Regions from separate parts of the Homo sapiens genome. Here region 2 is linked to region 1. The links are chromatin contacts, found by Hi-C or POLR2A ChIA-PET in ENCODE. All regions are on one chromosome and are shown on one strand. Each heading gives the region's core, a stretch centred on a gene start or an enhancer-like site at or near the end of the contact. The rest is flanking DNA. Distances are from core to core; before and after follow the strand shown. Region 1 overlaps CCDC186 (coiled-coil domain containing 186). Region 2 overlaps VWA2 (von Willebrand factor A domain containing 2).

Region 1 (3,745 bases), core at 787-3,286:
ACCATGCCCAGCTAATTTTTGTATTTTTGGTAGAGACGGGGTTTCACAGTGTTGGCCAGGCTGGTCTCGAACTCCTGACCTCAAGTGAGCCTCCTGCCTCTGCCTCCCAAAGTGCTGAGATTACAGGCTTGAGCCACCCCGCCTGGCCCCCTTTCTTCTTTTTTAATATAGGTATTTGTAGTTATAAATTTTCCTCTAAGCATTCCTTTAGATGTGTCTCCTGAGTTGTGGTATATTATGTTTGCATTTTTATTAGTCATCTAGTACTTTCTAATTTCCCTTGCAATTTCTTCTGTGTTTCTTTAGCAGTATGTGGTTTAATTTTCACAAATTTGTGAATTTCCCATATTTCTTTCTGTTACTGAGGTCTCATTCCATTATGGTTGGAGAATATGCTTCATATGATTTTAATCTTTTAAATTTATGGAAGTTTGTTTGTAACCTAGCATATCCTCTGTCATGGAATATTCCATGTGCACTAGATGAAAACGTATACACTGCTGTTCCTGGGTGGAGTGTTGTATAGATGTATTAGATTCCATTGTTTTGTAGTGTTTAAGTCTCCTATTTCTGTGTTAATTTTCTGCCTAATTCTATTTATTATTGAAAGTAGGATAGTGAAGTCTCCAACTATTGTTGACTTATTTTCCCTTTTATTTCTGTTAGTTTTTGCCTCATATATTTTGATGCTACATTCTTAGATGCATATACATTTATCTGTTAGATCTTTCTGATGGCTTGATCTGTTTTATTTTTGTGAGCTATTCTTTATCTCTGGTAACATTCTTAATTTTAGTCTGTTTTTTATGTAAATATAGCCACTCTTCCTTATGATTGCTGTTTGCATTATATATTTTTTTCCACTCTTTTCAGTTTACTTGCATTTTGAACCTAAAATGCCTTCTATAGACAACATATAGTTGAATCTTGTTTCTTTAATTAAGTCTGTTAGTTTCTGCCTTTTGATAGGATTATTAAATCCACTTTCATTTAATATTATTGATGGTGGGATTTATGTCTGCCATATCTTTCGTTTTCCATGTTTCATGTCTTTTTTCTTCCCCTATTCCTCCTTCACTGCCTTCTTTTGCATTAAGTGAATGTTGTCCAATATAACATTTAAATTTCTTTCATGATATTTTCACTATACAGTACAGAGTTCCCCCTTATCTGAGGGGAATTTATTCCAAGATCCTAAGTAGATGCATGAAATTGTCAATAGCACTGAACTCGATTGCCATCAATCAGAATATGTTTCTGTTTATGTCTGCCCCTGACAAGTGAATGCCCTTTTCATCCTTTTTTTTTTTTTTCAGAGACAGGGTCTCATCACTCTGGCTGGCGTACCATGGTGGGATCACAGCTCACTGTAGCCTCAAACTCCTTGGCTCTAGCAATCTTCCTGCCTCAGCCTCCTGAGTAGATGGGACTATAGGCATGCACCACCATGCCCAGCTAATTTTTAAAATTTTTTGTAGAGATTGGGTCTTGCTGTGTTGACCATGCTGGTCTTGAACTCCTGACCTCAGGCAATTCCCTCTCCTCAGCTTTCCAAAGTGCTGGGATTACAGGCATAAGCCACTACCTGGCTCCTTTCCCGTCTTAACAAAGTACTTATGCAGTGTGGCCATAACTTTTGAAGTTTGAGGTGTGACAGCAAAACTAGCATGAATTTCTTTTTTCTTCTTCACAGTTTCATGGATAGAAGATTCATTCTTACTGTAGATCTTAGCAACCTCAGTATATGATTTTTTTCTTTCAAGTCACCATTTCACTTAAAATAAGCACTTTAAAGCCTCTCTTTGGCACATGTGAATTGCCAGCATCACTATTCTTATACTCTGGGGCCACTAATAAGTAAACTCACTTATTAATTAAGGGCTAAGTGTTGCTGCACACAAGCACTGTCGTCCTGCCATAGTCAGTCTGGTAACTGAGATGGCTACTAAGCGACTAACTGGCAGGTAGTGTGTACAATGCAGACATGCTGGACAAAGGGATGACTCACAGTCTCAGTGAGACATAGTGAGACAACACAAGTTTTCATCACACTACTCAGAATGGCATGCAATTGAAAACTTGTGAATTATTTCTGGAAGTTTTTATTTAATATTTTTGAACTGTGGGTGACTGAAGGTTGCTGAAACCATAGAAAGTGAAGCCACAGATAAGGCGGGACTCTACTGTATTTCTTTGTGTTATTCCTTTGTGGATGTTCTAGGGGTTGCCAGATACCTTAACTTAATGGAATCTCCAGATTTTTACTAAATGACAGTGAGATATAGAAACATTGCTAAAAGTTTTTATTTCAATAGCTGAAGTATATTCATTGTATTCTTTATGTTTATTTACTTTGTTTATATTTATTTGCAGTATTGGTGGTGTATTTGGTATAGCTATAAAAATAATTTGGAAATAATTTTCTTTACAGTTAGAATCAAGAATAGAAGAACTTAATAAAGAAGTTAAAGCTTCCAGAGATCAACTAATAGCTCAAGACGTTACAGCTAAAAATGCAGTTCAGCAGTTACACAAAGAGATGGCCCAACGGATGGAACAGGTATTTCTCACATCGTTGTCATTATTAACTTGATATTCTGGTGACTCTTGTTTGTTAAAATAAGCTAACACTGTTAGACTATTTTGGACCTCACTATTGTATTAATACTAGGTGATTCTTTTATATAAAAGTAAGCCATTAGGCCAGACGTGGTGACTCACATCTGTAATCCCAGCACTTTCAGAGGCTGAGGCAGGCAGATTGCCTGAGGTCAGGAGTTTGAGACCAGCCTGGCTAACATGGTGAAACCCCATCTCTACTAAAAATACGAAAAGTTTAGCCAGACGTGGTGGCGCATCCCTGTAGTCCCAGCTACTTGGGAGGCTGAGGCAGGAGAATCACTTGAACCCGGGAGGCGGAGGTTGCAGTGAGCCGAGATTGCACTGCTGCACTCCAGCCTGGGTGACAAAGCAAGACTCTGTCTAAAAAAAAATAGTAAGTCATTAAAAATTCTAAAGCAATATATAAATACATACAGATGAATAAAAAAGTGTATGGAATAAAAATTTTTTTTTTAATCTGTACATATTCTTCCCCTGCCTACAATCCTTTTATATCCCATTCCTTGTTCCATAGCTAATTATTGGTATTTTGATTATGTATCTTACTACATATACATGTACAAGTCACACATGTTTATTTGTACATGGTCATATACTTTTTTCCCCCATTTGATTGGAATGATACTATACATCTTTTTTGTAACCTTTTTTCCCATACTTAATATACCTTGGTAATCTTTTTAAGTTGGTATATATGATCTCAGAAGAGGTAATTTTAAGCAGTGCTTTTTTATTACTTGCCTGAACTCTTTATGGATGACGTCTTTGTCATCTTCATTTCTGTATCCACAAAACCTAGCACAGTATCTGACTAACAATTAGTCTTCACAATGAATTGAATCTGAAAGGGTTAACTCACACCTTCATTATTTGAATGTGATGGATCCCACCCTTTCTACCCCGAAGCTGCTACTGTAGATGGCATTCTGGAAGGACTTTAGGAAACAGATTATCCTCAGCCTTTATTTGGATGATTCTTTAAAACATGCTGACTCCTTGCATTAGAAATGTTATGTTTAACTCTCCTGCTATCAGTTCTGAACCCTTTTGTACCAATTGAAGGGAAATACAGAGCCTAAGAGCTTAAGAAGTAACTGGTTTTAGCGGGCCCAAACATAGCCAG
Region 2 (3,745 bases), core at 724-3,223, 120 kb before region 1:
AGCCTATTTGCCCAGCAGCTAGACAAATGGGGTAAAGGGGGAGTGGCCAGTCAGACTCCTACTCCCTTGGCCCCAAGAGTGGGCTCTGCCTCAGGCTGATTAGAATATTTTATTGGATTGTTAAACTGTGGAAAGGGGTCTTTTCTCTCCAGGGTGGAGCTCTGAAGACGTGAGCTGGGCACCGTCCACAGCTCCAGTTCCAGCTTCCTAATAAAGTCAGGGTACGAGAGGAGGCAACAGGCAGAGAACAGCAGAGATATGTGGAAGAATCTCGATGACACTGAAGTCCCTGGCTCCTGCACACCCTGAGGGACCCCCATCCCACCCAGTGAATGAGATCACTCCATGAATTTCCATTTTTGCCCAAATAAATTTCAGCAGAGTTTCTGGCACTTGCAACTGAGTTTTCAAACAAAACCAAAATCAATGCAAATACAGGCTCCAAAAGATTGGAGCTTCCTGTGCACTGGAGTCAAAATGGCAAAGTGAGGAAAAGACAGATCCAGGGAAGGACCTGGACGGCTCTTCCAGTCCCCTCCCTTCCCTCCCATGGCCATGTCACGATCCCCAGGCTGACCACCTGAGGGCTGATCCAGGGTGACTGAGGCTCTTACCTGGGAAACCTGACCCCCACAGCAAACACAGTGACACCCCTTTCCTTCAGCTGCTTGGATGGCAGTGCCACATCCCCCTGGGACTTCCCATCAGTGACGATGATGAGGATCTGGGGCACAGAAGCATTTCTGCCTCCAGGCAACCCTCTGTGCAGAAGGTATTTCAGAGCAAGTTCCGTCTCCGTGCGCCCTCCTCTGTGCACACCCAGAAGGAAAAAAGAAAGAAAAGTGAATGATGTGGGGAGGTGAAGTTGGGATGAGAGTCTGAAATCGATGAGCTCTTCCGTTATTAGCGAAAGGTAGCTTTCTCCTAGCAGAGGCTGAAAGTGATAGTTCTACCATCTAAACCACAACAACAATGAACAGAAATTATTTTTTCCATGCACTTGAGATTCACCCCGTACATCTCTGTTGTATTCTATCATAATGTCATTGTGTGTTGGGTGTGTTTTTCTCCTCCCCGAGTGATGACTCTGGGCCGACAGCTCTTGTCATTTGTCTAACACCTGCCTCCCATCTCCTCATCCCTGCATCATCTTCTTGTTACAGCTCAACATCCTGGGTTGGGAAAGCAGATAATGAGCTTAGGAAAACTGTGTGAGGAAGGACCCATAAGAGTGAAGGACAGGGCTTCAAGGCAAGGGTGTGATGACAGTCTTTTCTGTGATCCAGGCCTTTGTGGGCCATGTCCAAATTCAGGGTTGGGAGCTGGAAGGCTGAGCTGTCTGACCACCTCCAGATCAGGGCAGGTTACAGGGGTCCCATCTCATCGGGATGCCAATGGTCCTCTATTTGCTGTGGCTTGAGATCCTCTCATCCTCACAGCTCAGTTATAGGAACTGTTGACCAATCCTGGAATCCCAGAGCAGGATCTCTGCTAAATCTCAAATTAGGAGGCTCCTGTAAGCGTCCTGTCAGAGAGAGGACTGCCAGCTTTGAGTGTCAGCTGGACAGAAAATAATGACTCACTACAGTGGATTTTAGGTTACGGAATTGTGAGTCAGTCCCTGTTGCAGCCAAACCATTCAGCGGATGGTAGCCCATCCAAACATGATCAACAATGTGAGGCTGATGGAATTACTGTGGTTATCAACAGTACACACAGAGAAAACCCTGTGGGAGCATTATTCTGAAATAGTGACTAACCACAGATTCTAGATGGGGGACACATTTACACTCAGATTGTACCAACCATAAATTAAGGCAATGCCTACCTTTAATTCAGCCCTAACTATAGTCATTTTTCTAATGAGAAAACATCCAACTGACAAGACGCATGGGCATTACCTGCTGTGTGTGTGTGTGTGTGTGTGTGTGTGTGTGTGTTTTTACTTCTCATGCAAGTCTGACATGAGTCCTCCTGCCCAGGCATCTCTCCTGGTTGGCTCCCCTCCAAGCAGCTACTCAGGAATCCAGGCTCCTTTCATGTTATGGTTCCACCTTCCCCTCAGTCCTCAAAATGCTCTCCATTCAGCAGGAAGACAAGGAAAGAGCATGAAGATTGTGCTTGGGAAGGATTTATGGACCAGGCCTAGAATATTCTTCACTTTTATTGCTTTCTAACTTAAGCAAGCTCTTAAATGGCAGTTTTCTTTGCGGTGCTCCATAAAGTTAAAAAGTGTCAACAAGAGCTGACAACTCCTAGAATTAGCAGTCTTGCCTACAATACATATATTGACATTTGCATGGGTTAAAAATTTACTTACTTTTTTTTCAACCTGTGAGTATTTACTGTGGATCCACTAGAGGGAAGATAGTGAAATGGAGACCAGGAAGTATAACCACGATCCCATCCCTTAAAGAACTCCCAGTCTAGTTGAAGAAATGGGATCTACAAGACAGCAAGGAAAAAGGAATGCAAGGATACAAATAATAGGAATTCGGAGGAGCAGATTCATTGTGGGGTGGAGCTGTCAGGGAGCAGGCTTCAGAGGGGAAAAAGCTTTTAAATGGGGTCTTGGTGAATCAGCTGATGAGGAAAGGAAGAGGCCATTCTGATTACAGGAAGGGGTTAAAGCAAAGACACAGGTAAGCAATGTAACCTGTGTTCTGGAGCTAGCGAGCAGAGCTTGGCTTGGGCAATGGGCTTATCAAAGAAAAACAGAGCATACCAACATGGATGAATCTCCGAAGAGGAAGACTACACTCACGCCACTGACTCCCAAGCGCCCCCAACTCCTCTCACACCCTGCTGGATCACACATTAGATACCGAAGACCACCAACCCGATTCTGATCTCTACTAATACTGTTTCCTTCACCAAAGAGCTCTTGTGTTTAAAAAGAGTGTTCCTCCAGGGCTCCTGGGAGGGCAGAATGGCTTCCATTTCTAAAGGATAATATTAGCGCTGACATTTTACTTTGTGCCAGACACTACACACACACACCTGTTACTGAATGTAATCCTTACATCCATGGTAAAAGGTACTAATCTTACCCACATTTGACAAATGAGGAAACCCCACTCAGAGAATAGTGATAACTGGTAATATTTCCTGGGCATTTAGCATGTGCCAGACGCTGTGCTCAACCCATGTTTAGCTATATATGCTTAGCATATTATCATATAATTCTCGCCACAGCTCTCTGGAATAGAGGAGTCCAGAAAAGGGGCCAAACTAAGGTTATGCCGCTCATGAGTGGTGAAGGCAGGACTTGAACCCAGGGCCCTCCACTTCCAAAGCCCAAGTTCTTAAACAGATAGTTACATAGTTGTGAAGGCACCTGACTCTCATCTGGCTAGTGGAGGTCGGAACTGGAGTTTAAGCCCAGTCTGGCTGAATTTGAAGCCAATACTCTTTCCTCTCCAGGGCTCAGCTTAATCTGGCCTGCTGCCCATTTTTGTAAAGTTTTATTGGAAAACAGCCACACTCACTGATTTAGGTACTGTCTACACAGAGACCACTGGCCTGAAAATTAAAATTATGTACTATACAACTTTTACTGAAAAAGTTTGCCAACTCCTGTTCTAAACTGTCCTGCTTAAATGCTCACAAGACTTTCTTCTCATCCAAAGCCAAGGTGCTTCGGTGGCTTTGAAGCAACCTGCTCCTCTACCCACTGGCCAGTGAGCCCTATGGCCTCCTGGCTATGTTCTTGGATCCTGAGGTTCTAAACCAGTCCTTGCCTTCT

What was found. A loop is a pair of places that touch in the nucleus more often than their neighbours do. ChIA-PET counts read pairs that join two places held with the same protein, here RNA polymerase II (POLR2A).
Region 2: a loop to region 1 is called in a map of mammary epithelial cell, with 2.5 times the contacts of the local background. The contact joins two enhancer-like sites. A Hi-C loop is called at or near these places in 1 of 168 maps with a recorded cell type or tissue (mammary epithelial cell). POLR2A ChIA-PET finds 5 or more read pairs at or near these places in 3 of 52 experiments (BJ, GM12878 and OCI-LY7).

Annotation. Positions count from the first base shown.
Region 1 is chr10:114,149,907-114,153,651 of GRCh38, reverse strand. CCDC186 (coiled-coil domain containing 186) reads left to right here. Exons shown (of 16, transcript NM_018017.4): 4 at 2,432-2,560. Among named protein-coding and RNA genes, the nearest start is that of MIR2110, 22 kb to the left of the region's middle. Within about 2 kb of position 2,036, at least 2 of the 41 ENCODE cell types and tissues checked have a DNase peak (open chromatin) inside an H3K27ac peak, as active enhancers do; they include mammary epithelial cell, where a contact is called at or near this core.
Region 2 is chr10:114,269,804-114,273,548 of GRCh38, reverse strand. VWA2 (von Willebrand factor A domain containing 2) reads right to left here. Exons shown (of 14, transcript NM_001272046.2): 6 at 615-809. Among named protein-coding and RNA genes, the nearest start is that of VWA2, 32 kb to the right of the region's middle. RefSeq lists a silencer at 1,592-1,792. Within about 2 kb of position 1,973, at least 8 of the 41 ENCODE cell types and tissues checked have a DNase peak (open chromatin) inside an H3K27ac peak, as active enhancers do; they include mammary epithelial cell, where a contact is called at or near this core.